Linked DNA regions of Homo sapiens: region 2 is linked to region 1. The links are chromatin contacts, found by Hi-C or POLR2A ChIA-PET in ENCODE. All regions are on one chromosome and are shown on one strand. Each heading gives the region's core, a stretch centred on a gene start or an enhancer-like site at or near the end of the contact. The rest is flanking DNA. Distances are from core to core; before and after follow the strand shown.

Region 1 (7,353 bases), core at 3,428-5,927:
ATTATCACGTGTACAGTAAAAAATAAATAAATAGATAAAAAATAAACGGGCATGATGGTGCAGGCCAGGCAGAGAACCTACCTACATAATGAAAGATTAAGGTGGGGGGACTTCCAGAAATTCGCGCCCTATGCAAATGGCACACCTAGTCCTAAACAGTTTTTGCGCCCTATGCAAATAGCACACCTGGCCCAACCAATCTTTCAAGCCCTATGTAAATCAGACACTGCCTGCTCACCAAGCATCTATAAAACGCCCTGCATTTCACCTCAAAACCAGCAACCTGTTCAGGACCCCTCTCTCTGCAGCAGAGACAGGTATTCTTTCACCTGTTAAACTTTCACTCTTGGCCAGGCGCAGTAGCTCACGCCTGTAATCCCAGCACTTTGGAAGGCCGAGGCGGGTGGGTCATTTGAGGTCAGGAGGTCCTGGCCAGCGTGGTGAAACCTCATCTCTACTAAAAATACAAAAAATTAGCCAGGTGTGGTGGCACACACCTGTAATCTCAGCTACTCAGAGGCTGAGGCACGAGAATCACTTGAACCCAGGAGGCAGAGGTTGCAGTGATCTGAGATCCTGCCATTACACTCCAGCCTGGGCAACAGAGCAAGACTCCATCTCAAAAAATAAGTAAATAGGCCAGGAGGGTGACTCACACCTGTAATCCCAGCTACCTGGGAGGCTGAGACAGGAATTACTTGAACCCAGGAGGTGAAGGTTGCAGTGAACCGAGATTGTGCCACTGCACTCCGGCCTGGGTGACAGAGCAAGACTCCATCTCAAAAAAATAAATAAATAAATATAAACTTCCTCTCTTAACCTCACTCCTTGTGTGTCCACGTCCTTGATTTCCTCCGCTGTAAGACAACGAATCTCAGTTATCACCCCAGACAATGGCCCTTTCAGTATCATTCCCCCCAGGTCCCCAGTGCTCGGTAAGGCTAGGCCAGGCTGAACCATTTGAGTCCTGGAAGTTTAGAATGGAATGGGCCACATGCCTCCACGCCCAACCCCAGTCATCCCTGGCTTGAATCCCTTCAGCCTCTGGTGAAATGACTGGTCACAGTAGCCTCCTTTGTTTGGCTTTCTAGCGCCAGACTGTGACCTGGATGAAAGAAACAATAGTGAGCATGTATTGAGCACCTACTGGATGCCAGGCACTAAGCACTTTTGATGCAACCATCTGATTCTTCCACCTTCTCTATTTATTTATTCCTGTGTTTATTCAACAAATTATTTATTTTATTGTATTGTTCTGTATTTATTTTCAGAGACAGGGTCTTGCTCTGTTGACCAGGCTGGAGTGCAGTGGCATGATCATTGCTCACTGCAGCCTCAACCTCCTGGGCTCAAGCGATCCTCCCACTTCAGCCTCCCAAGTAGCTGGGACTACAGGTGCATGCCACCAGCCCGGCTAATTTTTTTATTTTTTTGTAGAGACAGGGGTCTCCCTATATTGCCCAGGCTGGTCTCAAAGTCCTGTTCTCAAGTGATCCTTCTGCCTCCGCCTCCCAAAGCCGTGTAATTACAGTCGTTAGCCACCGCACCCAGTCTATTCAACAAATATTTTCTAAGCATCTACTGCACGCCAGTTCTGTTCTAGGTGCAGTAATATGGCAGTGAACAAGACAGACAAAATTCCCTGCTTCACAGAGCTGAGTTGAGAGAAGAGACCAATAATAAACAAAATAAATAAGGCAAATGGATCGCAGTTTAAATGGTGCTAAGTGCGAAGGAGGAAAATAAAGGTCCAGCATGATGGCTCACGCCTGTAATCCCAGCACTTTGGGAGGCCAAGGCAGGTGGTTTGCTTGAGCCCAAGAGGTTGAGATCAGCCTGGGCAACATGGCAAAACCTCATCTCTACAAAAATACAAATATTAGCTGGGCGTAGTGGCACGCACGTGGAATCCCAGCTACTCGGGAGGCTGAGGCAGGAGGGTCGCCTGAGCCCAGGAGGCAGAGGCTGCAGTGAGCCGAGATCATGACACTGCACTCCAGCCTGGGTAATAGAGCAAGACCCTGTCTTGAAAAAATAAAAAAATAAAGCCAGGAAAGGGGTGGAATCCATCAGGAGGAGGGGAGCCCTCGCTGGCTGGGAACATTATGAGATAGGTATTACAAACCTCATCTTACAGATGAGTAAACTCAGTCTGCGAGAAATGAAGTCACTTCTGGGGGTCACACAGGGAAAGTGAGCTAGTACTGTAATTTGCCTCTCTGGACTCCCTTTGAGCTCTGACCTCTGGGTGAGCAGCTGAAGCACAGAGAAAGGAAGATTAAGGAGACACGCCCAGAACACGTCAGGGTTACTGGATGCAGCTGTGCAGGCTGTGCACGGCACAACTCCAGAAGCACCATTCATAGAGATCACAATGTGAATGCTGCCCCCTTGAGTCTAGAAGGGCACAAGAATCACAGATTAATGTGGTGGCCTGGAGATAGGGACAGGTCACACAGGTAGCCCTGGAAAGAAGGTCTCAGCTGGACGCAGTGGTTCAAGCCTGTAATCCCTGCACTTTGGGAGGCCGAAGCGGGTGGATCACCTGAGGTCAGGAGTTCAAGACCAGCCTAGCCAACATGATGAAACTCCGTCTCTACTAAAAATACAAAAAAATTATTTGGGAGGCCAAGGCGGGCGGATCACAAGGTCAGGAGATCAAGACTATCCTGGCTAACACGGTGAAACCCCGTCTCTACTAAAAATACAAAAAAAGTAGCCGGGCGTGGTGGCGGGCGCTTGTAGTCCCAGCTACTCGGCAGGCTGAGGCAGGAGAATGGCGTGAACCCGGGAGGCGGAGCTTGCAGTGAGCCGAGATTGCGCCACTGCACTCCAGCCTGGGCAACGGAGCAAGACTCCGTCTCAAAAAAAAAAAAAAAAAAATTAGCTGGCCGTGATGGCACCCACCTGTAATCCCAGCTACTTAGGAGGCTAAGGCAGGAGAATCGCTTGAAACCAGAAGGCGGAGGTTGCGGTGAGCCGAGATCACACCACTGCACTCCAGCCTGGGCAACAAGAGTGAAACTCTGTCTCAAAAAAAAAAAAAAAAAAGAAAGAAAAAGAAAAGTCTCTATTGCCAGTTGTCTATTCTCAATAGCTTGCTTTTTTCACTTAATATATCAGCAGCCACTTCCCCATGTCAACACATAAAGATCTAGTTGAGTAATTCTCCCAAAGCTGGTCACTAGACCAGCAACATCACATCACCTGGGAATTTTTATAGACAGGGTCTCACTCTGTTGCCTAGGCTGGAGTGCAGTGATGGGATCACGGCTCACTGCAGCCTGGAACTCCTGGGCTCAAGTTATCCTCCTGCCTCAGCCTCCCGAGTAGCTGGGACTACAAGCGTGCACCACCACACCCAGCTTTTTTTTTTTTTTTTTTTTTTGTAGAGATAGAGTCTCCCTATATTGCCCAGGCTGGTCTCAAACTCCTGAGTTCAGGCGATCCTCCCATCTCAGCTTCCCAAAGCTCTGAGATTACAGGTGTGAGCCACTGCCCTGGCCCATATTTTTTTTTTTCCATTAGACTGTTTTTCTGTTCCATTAGACTGTAAGCTTGAAAGACAGGAACCACGTCTGCCTTTCTGTCTGACCACTGGACCCAGCATACCATACAGTAGATGCCTAATACATGCTTTGTCAGACTGGGGAAAAATATATATTAGATATTAATATTAGATATTAATATATTTTAAAATTGTATAAAGATTGCATATATATATATAATTTATTTGAAATTTCAGCTTTAAATAATTGTTTTTGACCAGGCACAGTGGCTTACGCCCATAATCCCAACACTTTGAGAGGCTGAGGCGGGAGGATCCCTGGAGCCCAAGAGTTCAAGGTTGCAGTGAGCTATGATTGTGCCACTGTGCTCCAGCCTGGGCGACAGAATGAGACCCTATCTCAAAAAATAATAATATAATAATAACTGTATTTATGAATAACTTTTATTTAAATTAAATTTATCAAAATCTTTCTTGGACAGGCACTGTGGCTCATGCCCGTAATCCCAGCAATTTGGGAGGCTGAGGCGGGGGAATCACTTGAGGTCAGGGGTTCGAGACCAGCCTGGCCAACTGGCGAAACCCCGTCTCTACTAAAAATACAAAAATTAGCTGGGGGTGGTGGCGGGCGCCTGTAATCCCAGCTACTCAGGAGGCTGAGGCAAGAGAATTTGAGCCCAGGAGGTGGAGGCTGCAGTGAGCCGAGATCGCGCCAATACACTCCAGTCTGGGCGACAGGTACTGTGTCTCCAAAAACAAAAAATTCTTAAAGTGACTTTATGCAAAATTACATACATTAACGATATAATAGATATCGTGCCTTTTTTAAGAGAAATTTGAATGTTTTCAAAGAAAAAACTTTTTGGAAAATGATATGAAAAATAATTTTAATATGTGCTTTAGCCTCGGGCTACCAGAAGAGCCCCAGATAGGGTCGAGGGAGGCCTCAGTCCCACACCGTCCCCTTCTGCCCCGCCCAGATGGATTTCCAGGCTCAGGGAAGTCCCCTCTCGGGTCCAACCATATCCTGCGAAGAGACACAGCACCTGTCCCGCCTCCGCCTGTCCGCGAGGTGACGCCAGGCGGACCGGAGCGATCCTCTGGAGTCCTTCATCTCTATGATCTCCGCAGCTGCCTAAATGACCCGGAAGCTGTGTCTGACTGAGGGGTCAGTGGTTCCGGGTAGGAGCTAGGTGACCCTCGGCTGCTGCAGGGATCTGCAGCGACTGCAGCCATGGGGGCCCACCTGGTCCGGCGCTACCTGGGCGATGCCTCGGTGGAGCCCGACCCCCTGCAGATGCCAACCTTCCCGCCAGACTACGGCTTCCCCGAACGCAAGGAGCGCGGTGAGGCCCAGTGCGCAGGCGCAGCCAGAGGGCGTGGGGCGCGGGTGCCTGAACACCTGGCACCCCAGGGCTGGCACCCCAGGGCTGGGCTCTAACCTCAGGTGTTGTATCTGGGTTTGGGTCTAGACTAGGAGTCCACAGGACGTGCATGACCCCACCTCAGTGTGGAGGCGTTCCAGCCCAAGGGCACGGCTTGAGCAAAAGCCAGGGAGCAAAAGTGAGGCGACAAGTGGGGGTTCGGGCAGGAATGCGACGCGCAGAGCTGGGTCGAGTCTTTTTTTTTTTTCTTTTGAGACGGAGTCTCGCTTTTTCTTTCAGGCTGGAGTGCAGTGGCTTGGTCTCGATTCACTGGCAGCCTCCACCTCCCGGGTTCAAGCGATTCTCCTGCCTCAGCCTCGCGAGTAGCTGTGATTACAGATGTGTACCACCATGCCCAGCTACTTTTTTGTATTGTTAGTAGAGACGGGGTTTCTCCTTGTTGGCCAGGCTGCTCTTGAACTCCTGACCTCAAGTGATCCGCCCGCCTCGGCCTCCCCAAGTGCTGGGATCGCAGAAGTCAGTCACCACGCCCGGCCTCGGGCCAAGTCTTGGGGGACGTGGGGAGTCATGGGAGGGCAGGGACACGTTCATTGTACCCCCTTCCTGATGTCACTGCAATTGTGGGGTATGCACAAGGAAATAAGGAAGATTCGAGCTGCAAATACTGTCCTGCAAAGTGCTTTGTTTTGCTTTGAGACGGGATCTTGCTCTGTTGCCCAGGCTGAGTGTAGTGGCACAATCACAGCTCATTGCATCCTCGACCTCCTGGGCTCAAATGATCCTCCCGCCTCAGCCTCCCGAGTAGCTGGGACTACAGGAGCGCCCCAGGATGCCAGACTGATTTTTTATTTTTTGTAGAGTTGGGGGTCTTGCTGTGTTGCCCAGGCTGGTCTCAAACTCCTGGGCTCAAACGATCCTTCTGCCCAGCCTCCCAAAGTGCTGGGATTGAAGATGTGAGCCACTACGCCCAGGATGGTTTTTTGGTTCGTGTGTTTGTTTTTGCTTTTAATGTAGTAATATCACAGGCATACCGAGCACCAGCTCTGGGCCACGTCCCACATTAGGCACCGCGGATACAGCAGGGAACTGGAGGGATGCAGGCACTGTCTCCAGAGAACTCAGCACAGTGGGAAAGATTGTGGAATCAGGCAGAGCTGGGGGTGTCAAAGCAGGCTTCCAAGAGGCAGTGGCTGGAAACAAAGACGTGAAGGGTGGCCGGTCGTGGTGGCTCATGCCTGTAATCCCAGCACTTTGGGAGGCTAAGGCGGGCAGATCACCTGGGGTCAGGAGTTTGAGACCAGCCTGGCCAACATGGTGAAACACCATCTCTACTAAAAATATAAAAATTGAGGCCGGGCATGGTGTCTCACACCCATAATCCCAGCACTTTGGGAGGCCGAGGCGGGCAGATCACGAGGTCAGGGGATTGAGACCATCCTGGCCAATGTGGTGAAACCCTGTCTCTACTAAAAATACAAAAATTAGCCAGGGGCGTGGTGGTGCACACCTGTAGTCCCAGCTACTCAGGAGGCTGAGGCAGGAGAATCGCTTGAACCCAGGAGGCAGAGGTTATAGTGAGCCGAGATCACACCACTGCACTCCAGCCTGGGCGACAGAGCAAGACTCCATCTCAAAAACAAAATACAAAAATTAAGCCGGGCACGGTGGCTTATGCCTGTAATCCCAGCACTTTGGGAGGCCAAGGCCGGTGGATCACCTGAGGTCAGGAGTTTGAGACCAGCCTGGCCAACATGGTGAAACCCCGTCTCTACTCTACTAAAAATACAAAAATTAGCCAGGTGTGGTGGCGCATGCCTGTAATCCCAGCTGTCTGGGAGGCTGAGGCAGGAGAATTGGCTGGAACCCAGGAGGCAGAGGTTGCAGTGAACCAAGGTCAGGCCACCACACTCCAGCCTGGGTGACAGAGCGAGACTGTCTGAAAAAACAAAACAAAACAAAACAAAGATGTGAAGGGGCATGAGTAGGGGTTGACCAAAGAGAGGTGGCAGAGCCAAGCTTCTAAGCAGAGGAGGGACACAATCAGTTTTGGTTGGTCAAAAGGTCACACTGTCTACTGAGTGGGCGACAAGCTTGAGACAGAGACCTCTAAGCAGCCTGGATTTGAGAGAAAGTTGGGAGATGGTATAATCACTCCAGTGTCCACACTCCGGGTAGTCCTTCCGCCCCAGCTGAACCTGCAGTTCATTGGTCCGTCCACCTTCCTCCCACTGCCTCACATACCTTGCTTTCCCCAAGATCAGCTTTGCAAACGCTAGCAACCTGCTGCCCTTCTCTCTTGCTTACTCTGGATAAACTCACCTCTTTCCCTTCCTTGGTGCCTATCCCCGTGCAACTGAACATAATGGGGGGCGGGGAGATAAGAAAAAAACAGCTCTAAGCCAGGCAAAATGGCTCATGCCTGTAATCCCAACGGTTTGGGAGGCAAAGGCAGGAGGATTG
Region 2 (7,353 bases), core at 3,567-6,066, 440 kb before region 1:
GGAAGGGTGGAATTATAGGATTGACAGAGGAAAAATGAGAGAGGTTCCCTTTGGTGGTTTTCATTGAAATCACCGTAGAGCAAGGAAGGCACAGGGAGCTGGAGAGGACTAAAGGAAGAGAAGTTATGAAATCACTTGCCCAGCAGGTCAGCAAGTCTTCTAGAGACTTAAGGCGAGGTATCTGGGAAAGGTTTGAGTGCCAATTTGAGGTTTGACTTCATGATTTTAAGTTGAAACAAATCTGATTGGTGGTAAGTATTTTTCTCCAGCAATATTCAGACTAGGTCCTGCCAAGCAGCCTGTCTCTGTTTCTATCTATATCTGTCCTTTCCCACCTCTCTCTCTCACTCTCACAGAGACAGGGTCTTCCTCTGTTACCCAGACTGGAGCGCAGAGGTATGATCATGGCTCACTGCAGCCTTGAACTCCTGGATTCAAGCAATCCTCCTCCCTCAGCCTCCTGAATAGGGACTGCAGGCACTTGCAACTGTGCCTGGCTAGTTTTATTTTATTTTAAAATATAGATGAGGGCTTGCTATGTTGCTCAGACTGGTCTTGAACTTCTGGCCTCAAGAAGCAATCCTCCTGCCTTGGCCTCCCAAAGTACTGAGATTATGGGCATGATCCATTTCCCTCTTTATAGCCCTTTGCTCCCACGTCCATCCTCAGGGGCTTCTCCCTTCTCTGCCTCCGACTTCCTGGAAGGATATTTCAGGAATCATCAGATTTAAAGGAATATGACAGCGGCCAGAAGATATGCAGTATTCCGATTCAGCACCACGGACAGCGTTTCAGCAGCCCCCGCCCCCCGCCCCCCCACTGAGTCTCCTGCCTCGTCCACACCCTCGTCCCCCAGCCTGTCCCTTCTTCTCCCCTCCTCCCCACTCCCCAGTCAACACAACCTTACTGAGCTTTGCTACGTGAAATATAATTTAGTACTATATCTGCCTTCAAGGTCCAATGCTTTTTTAAATGTAGTCTAGCTGAGGAGATCTATACATAAAAGCAAGGAAAGTTCAACAACAATAAAAGACTTCAATCTCACAATAGGAAATAAAACAAGTTCCCAGCCTGTATTTTCTTTGAATGCCTTTAGAATGTTAACTCTTCAAGGACAAGGCTAGTTCTTTCTCAGTCACCACTTTATCTATGATGCCAAGCCTGGTGCCTGGGAAGCAGGTACCAGATTAGTATTTATCAAAAGGATGAGTCGAAAGCACACAAATTTCCAGCGAACCTTAACAGGTCCAAAAGGCCCCCTGAAGTCTGGCTGCTCTTCCCCCTTAATTTGTGCCCTCATGAAGAAGTTCTCATTGCAAGTGCGAAGGATGCAGCGAGAGATCAAGTCTGGCTGAAGCTGGAGCACGTGTTAGAGTGCAAAGAGCTAGACTCTAGTCACTTGGGCTGAAACCACAGCGCTTTCACTGATGGCTTTGCTTATTAGGTGAGGTCTCTCTCTGGGTCTCAATTTTCCCATCTCTATTGAGGAAATCATAGTTTCTGCCTCACAGGACAGCCTTAAGGAGTGGATTCAATGACTGCGCAGGGTTTGGTACAGAGTGGTTGTTCGTTGTTATTCTGAGACCCAACGTCATCTCCCATGACCTCCCTTTTTCCATTTCACAAAGCAAAATGCAGTGAATATCTGGTCAGTGTGGCTTGAAGGAATTGCTATTGTGACAGTCCCCAGGTCAGAGTGGTTTGTCCATTAGGCAGCCAGGGATCCCCCTCCAGCCCCCGTAACTTGTCCACAGGCACCCCTAACCTTGAGTAGGACCTCTGATTTTTCCATATCTCTCTCCATTTTCCTCTTCATGCTTTTCAGCTCCTCTTTCTCCCATGTAAGCATACTGTCAGCTTTGTCAGGGACCTAGAAAACGAGGAGAGAATCCCTCACATCGTTAAGAAAGGGCTGGGAAGAGATTCCTCTTTCCAGGGTGGTAGAGGGTTTGCCAGCCTCATAAACTCTGAGTTTGAAGGATGAAGTTGAGGGTACTCTCATCCTTTGGGTGGGGTGTCTCACTCTTTGAGAAGGTTTGATCTTTTCAGTGGGCTCTCTGACTTGGCGGGTCTTGCTCTCTGGAGCTTGAGGTTGGGGGCGTCTCTCTTTTACAGATAGGAGCCCAGGGGGCTGAGATGAAGGTGTCTCAACTTGGGGGAGGGTTGTTCTCACCCCCTGAGGCTGGGAGCTGGGCACCCCTTCCTCAGTGATGGTCTTATCTCCTCTCCCTGGCTACAGGTGGAGGGATCATATCATACGGATGATGAGGGTTTACGTTTTTGGAGTCTTAATATTTGGATCTGGGGGCTGAGGGTAGGAATCCCATTCTGTGGGTGGGGTCTCATCTCTCCCCCGGGAGGCAGGAATTTTTGTACCTTTTGGGGTGGGGATTTGAGATTTCACTTTAAGGGGAAGATTTCACCAGGACTGGTACTAGAAGTCTTACTCTTTCTCCCTGGATGGGAGCTTAACCTTTGGGTGTGAGGGTTGGGAGTCTGAAGTCTCTCTCTGTAGGGAGGACTTCTTCCTTTCACCACAGACGAGGCCTGGGGGTGGAGATTTTCACTTCCTGAAGCCAGGGGAATTGGGTTTTATTTAACATTCTGGGGGGGAGTTTCACCTGGGTTGGGACAAGGGTATCAGCCGCTCTCCTCAGCTGGGAGTTGGGAGTGTGTTTTCACTAGGACTGGGGCACTGAGGGTCTCACATCTATGGAAGGGTCTTACCCTCTGGGCCTAGGGTCTAGGTGGATGATTTTATGCCTGGGCTGAGGGCTGTGGGTTTTACTTTTTGGGGAGATTTTCAAGGAGTCTGAATCAGGGGCTGCACCCTCTCTCCCTGGCTGGGAGATTTGGATAATTTTCTCCTCTGGGGCAGGGAAGCTGAGGATCTCATCTCCTTGGGCAGGGCTCACTCTTTGGGTCTTGGGGGCTTAGGCATCTCTTCCTGGGCCTGTATCCATCATCTTTTTTTGTTTGTTTGTTTTTGAGTCTCACTATCTCCTAGGCTGAAGTGTAGTGGCCCTATCATATTTCACTACAGCCTTGAACTCCTGAGCTCAAACAATCCTGCTTCAGCCTCCTAAGTAGCTGGGACTAGAGGCATGCACCACCATGCCTGACTATTTTTTTTAAACTTTGGTGCAGAGAGGGTCTTGCTGTGTTGTCCAGGCTGGCCTCAAACTCCTGGCCTCAAGCAATCCTCCTGCCTTGGTGTCCTGAAGTGCTGGGATTACAAGCACAAACTACCAAACTTGGCTAATTTACCTGCAATTTTTGGAGAGATGGGATCTCACTGTGTTGCCCATGCTGGTTTGCGGTTGGCCTGATTATAGCTTACTGCAGCCTCAAACTCTTGGGCTTAAGCAATCCTCCTGCCTCAGCCTCCAAGTAGCTGGGACCATAAGTGCATGCCACCATGCTGGGCCACTAAAAATTTTTTTTTTTTTGTAGAGACGGGGTCTCACTATGTTGCTCAGGCTGGTCTCCAACTCCTGGCCTCAAGCAATCCTCCCGCATCGGCATCCCAAAATGCTGGGATTACAGGTGTGCACCAACACACCCAGCTAACTTTTTAAAATTTTTGGTAGAGACAGGTTCTCACCTGTCACCCAGGCTGGAACACAGTGGTGCCATCATAGTTCACTGCAACCTGGAAGGCCTGGACTCAAGCGGTCCTCACACCAAGGCCTCCCAAAGTGCTGGGATTACAGGCGTGAGCTACTGCATCTGGCCCTCATCTTCTTGTGCCCTTATTCACCGGAGTTGGGTGTTCTCTCTATGGAAATATTTTTTTTTTTTTTTTTTGAGATGGAGTTTTGCTCTTGTTGCCCAGGCTGGAGTGCAATGGCACGATCTCGGCTCACTGCAACCTCTGCCTCCCGGGTTCAAGTGATTCTCCTGCCTCAGCCTCCCAAGTAGCTGAGATTACAGGCATGCGCCACCAGGCCCGGCTAATTTTGTATTTTTAGTAGAGACGGGGGTTTCACCATGTTGGTCAGGCTGGTCTCGAATTCCTGACCTCAGGTGATCAACCAGCCTTGGCCTCCCAAAGTATGGAAAGGATTTCCCCGGGGCTGGACACCGCATAGCGGAGGCCTCAGTCTTTGCAGTTAGGCTGGGGTTGGGCGTGGGGGAGGGTCCCACCTTCTCAGACTTGGGCCTGTAGCCCCGCAGCTTGACGCTCTGCTGGTTAATAAGCAGACCCTTGCGCACTTCGCTGAGCCTGTGGTCGGTGACCTCGCGCTGGCGCAGCAGCTGTCGCACCCGCCCGTTAATCTGGTGCTGCGCGCGGCCGAGGCGGGCGGCGGTGAGGCGCGCTCCACGCGCGTGCGCGTGCACCACCTCGGTGGTCTGCAGGGCGCGCGCTTTGCGGTGCAAGGGTAGCGGCAGGCGGGCGTACCAGGCGGGCGGCTTCATCTTGCCCTTCCACAGCGTGACGCCCTCGCCTGGCGGCGGCTTCTCCAAGGTGCCGCCGCCTTTGATCATCTCCACGCGGAAGCGCCAGGGCTGGATGTAGGCGGCGCGGCCGAGGTGGTGGGCCACGTTCGGGTCCAGCACGCTGTCCTTGGGCTGCCACATGGTCACCGCCTCCTGCCCGCAGCGATCGGTCAGAATGTGCGCGGTCCTCGCCATGGCCTGAGCTGCCTCGCGCCATGCTGGGGCCCCAACGCGTGTGTCCTGGCTGCGCTCAGCCGGGGGTACCAACACGCGCATGGTCCCTGCTTGGTCTCTCGGCCTGGCCGGGAACCCTAGGCGGAGCGGAAGGGACCCCAAAGACACACAACTCTTTCCTGGCCTGTAGAGACAGTGTACTGAGAGCGCCCGTCACCATAGCGATGGGCGCAACAAGGGAGGTGGAATTCCAGAGGTGGGGGGAGGAGTAGGATGGAGTCTTTGCTTTGGAACTTGGCCTAAGTGCACTGGCATCCTGACTCCTTGAGAAAGAGCCCATCTAGCATCCTTCTCGCCGTTGCTTCCAGCAACATGGCCCTTCTTCCAGCTTTAGGATGTCCTAAGCGCTTCCAGCTGTCCAGGTCACACTCTGTCGCATGTCGGTAAGCATGGAAGAAGGGCCAGGCTTCTCACCAGGCATTCCTCTCGCCGTTACCTTCCAGCACATGGCCCTTCTTTCAGCTTCAGGGTGTCCGAAGCGCCTTCACACTTGGAAGCTTGGGACTTGCTGTTCCCACAGGTAGAATACTCCCATGGCTGGCCACTTTGCAGTCTTCAGATTTTTGCTGGCTGGGTTCTTGGTGTCCTTGACTACCCAAAAGTAGCTTTTTTAGTCTTACGTTTTCTTTTCTTTTCTTTTCTCTCTCTCTCTTTCTTTTTTCTTTCTTTCTTTTTTTTTTTTTTCATAGAGTCTTGCACTGTCGTCTGGGCTGGAGTGCAGTGGTGCGAGCTGGGCTCACTGCAATCTTCACCTCTCGGGTTCAAGAGATTCTCCTGCCTCAGTCTCCTGAGTAGCTGGGCTTACAGGCGCCCACCACCATGCCCAGCTAATTTTTTGCATTTTTTTTTTTTAGTAGAGACGGGGTTTCGCCATGTTGGCCAGGCTGGTCTCGAACTCCTGACCTCGTGATTCTCCTGCCTCGGCCTCCCAAAGTGCTGGCATTACAGGCGTGAGCCACCACGCCTGGCTTAGTCTTACATTTTCTTTCGTGTCTTCATAGCACTCACCGCTATCTGAAATTATCTTATTCATTTATTGGTTTACTTTTTAACTTTTGGGCATCTCTCACCTGCCCTAGAAGAATTAAGAGCCTTTAAAAAAAATTTATTTTTATGGATTTGGGATACAAGTGCAGTTTTGCTACATGGATATATTTTCTAGTGGTGAAGACTAGGCTTTTAGTGCAATCATCACCCAAATAGTGTACATTGTAGCCAATAGGTAGTACTGTATCCCTCACCCCCTTCTCACCCTCCTACCTACGGGAGCCTCCAATGTCTGTTTTCCACTCTGTTTGTCCATGTGTACCCATGGTTTAGCTTCCACTTAGAAGTGAGAACATGAGTTTTTTTGACTTTCTATTTCTCGGTCATTTCACTTAAGATAATGGCCTCTAGTTCCCTCCATGTTGCTGCAGAAGACAAGATTTCACTGTTTTTTATGGCTAAGTATTCCACGGCATATATATGTGATATATATCTGCTATATATAGAGCACATACATGTGACATATATGCTATATATATGTGCCATGTAGATAGGATATCTATGTGATATATATGTTATCTAGAGAGCATATATATGATATTTATAGATATATAGATATCTATGTGATATATATGCTATTTAGATAGCATATCTATGTGATAGATATGCTATATATAGGGCATATGTATTTGGTATAGATATGCTATATATATGCTGTCTAGATAGCATATCTATGTGATATATATATGCTATCTAGATATATGATAGATATGCTATTTATAGGGCATTTGTATCCGATATATATATGCTATCTAGATAGCATATCTATGTGATCTGTGTAGATAGCATATATGTATATTTTATATATATATGTTTATATATTTGAGACAAGATCTCACTCCAATTTCCCAGGCTGAAGTGCAGTGGCATGATCTCGGCTCACTGCAACCTCTGCCTCCCAGGCTCAGCTGATTCCATCACCTTGGCCTCCTGAATAGCTGAAATTACAGGTGCCTGCCTGTAAAAAAAAAAAAAACGCGAATTATTTTTGTTTTTTTAGTGGAGGTGGGGTTTTTGCCATGTTACCCAGGTTGGTTTCAAACTCTTGGACTCAAGCAATTCGACTTCCTTGACCTCCCAAAATGCTGAGATTACAGGGGGAAATCACCGCACCCAGCTTGTATACCATATTTTAACATCCAATCATCTGCTAATGGACACATAAGTTGATTCCATAACTTTGCTATAGTGAATAGTGCTGCCATAAACATGTAAGTGTGGATGTCTTTTTAATATAATGATTTCTCTTCCTTTAGGTATATACTCAGCAGTGGGATTGCTGGATCAAAGGGCAGTTCTATTTTTAGTTCTTTGAGAAATTGCCATCTGTTTCCCTAGAGGTTGTACTAATTTGCATCCCCACCAACAGTGTATAAGCTTTCCCTTTTCTCTGCATCCTTGCCAACCTCTGTTTTTTTTTCTTTTTACTTTTAAAATAATAGATATTCTGTATATATATATCTCTCTTTTTCTAAAGAGACTGAGCCCCACTTTGTGGCCCAGGCTGGAGTGCAGTGGGGGGATCATGGTTCACTGCAGCCTCCAACTCCTGATATCAAGCCATCCTTCTGCCTCAGTCTCCCAAAAAGCGAGGACTATAGGCGCACGCCACCACACTTGGCTAATTTTTAA

Evidence for each region. Hi-C counts contacts between places; a loop is a spot of excess contacts on that map. ChIA-PET counts read pairs that join two places held with the same protein, here RNA polymerase II (POLR2A). Pooled maps may share reads with other maps.
Region 2: a loop to region 1 is called in a pooled map, with 2.6 times the contacts of the local background. The contact joins the promoter of TEKTL1 here to the promoter of NDUFB7 in region 1. A Hi-C loop is called at or near these places in 1 of 168 maps with a recorded cell type or tissue (MCF 10A) and 7 of 50 pooled maps. POLR2A ChIA-PET finds 5 or more read pairs at or near these places in 2 of 52 experiments (Panc1 and activated CD4-positive, alpha-beta T cell).

The regions. Positions count from the first base shown.
Region 1 is chr19:14,569,390-14,576,742 of GRCh38, reverse strand. NDUFB7 (NADH:ubiquinone oxidoreductase subunit B7) reads left to right here and starts at 4,677. Exons shown (of 3, transcript NM_004146.6): 1 at 4,677-4,854. The coding sequence starts at 4,743. RefSeq lists an enhancer at 4,456-4,745.
Region 2 is chr19:15,008,189-15,015,541 of GRCh38, reverse strand. It overlaps TEKTL1 (tektin like 1), which reads right to left and starts at 4,816. Exons shown (of 7, transcript NM_173482.3): 1 at 4,147-4,816; 2 at 1,766-1,870. The coding sequence starts at 4,716. It also overlaps a transcript of SLC1A6 not described here.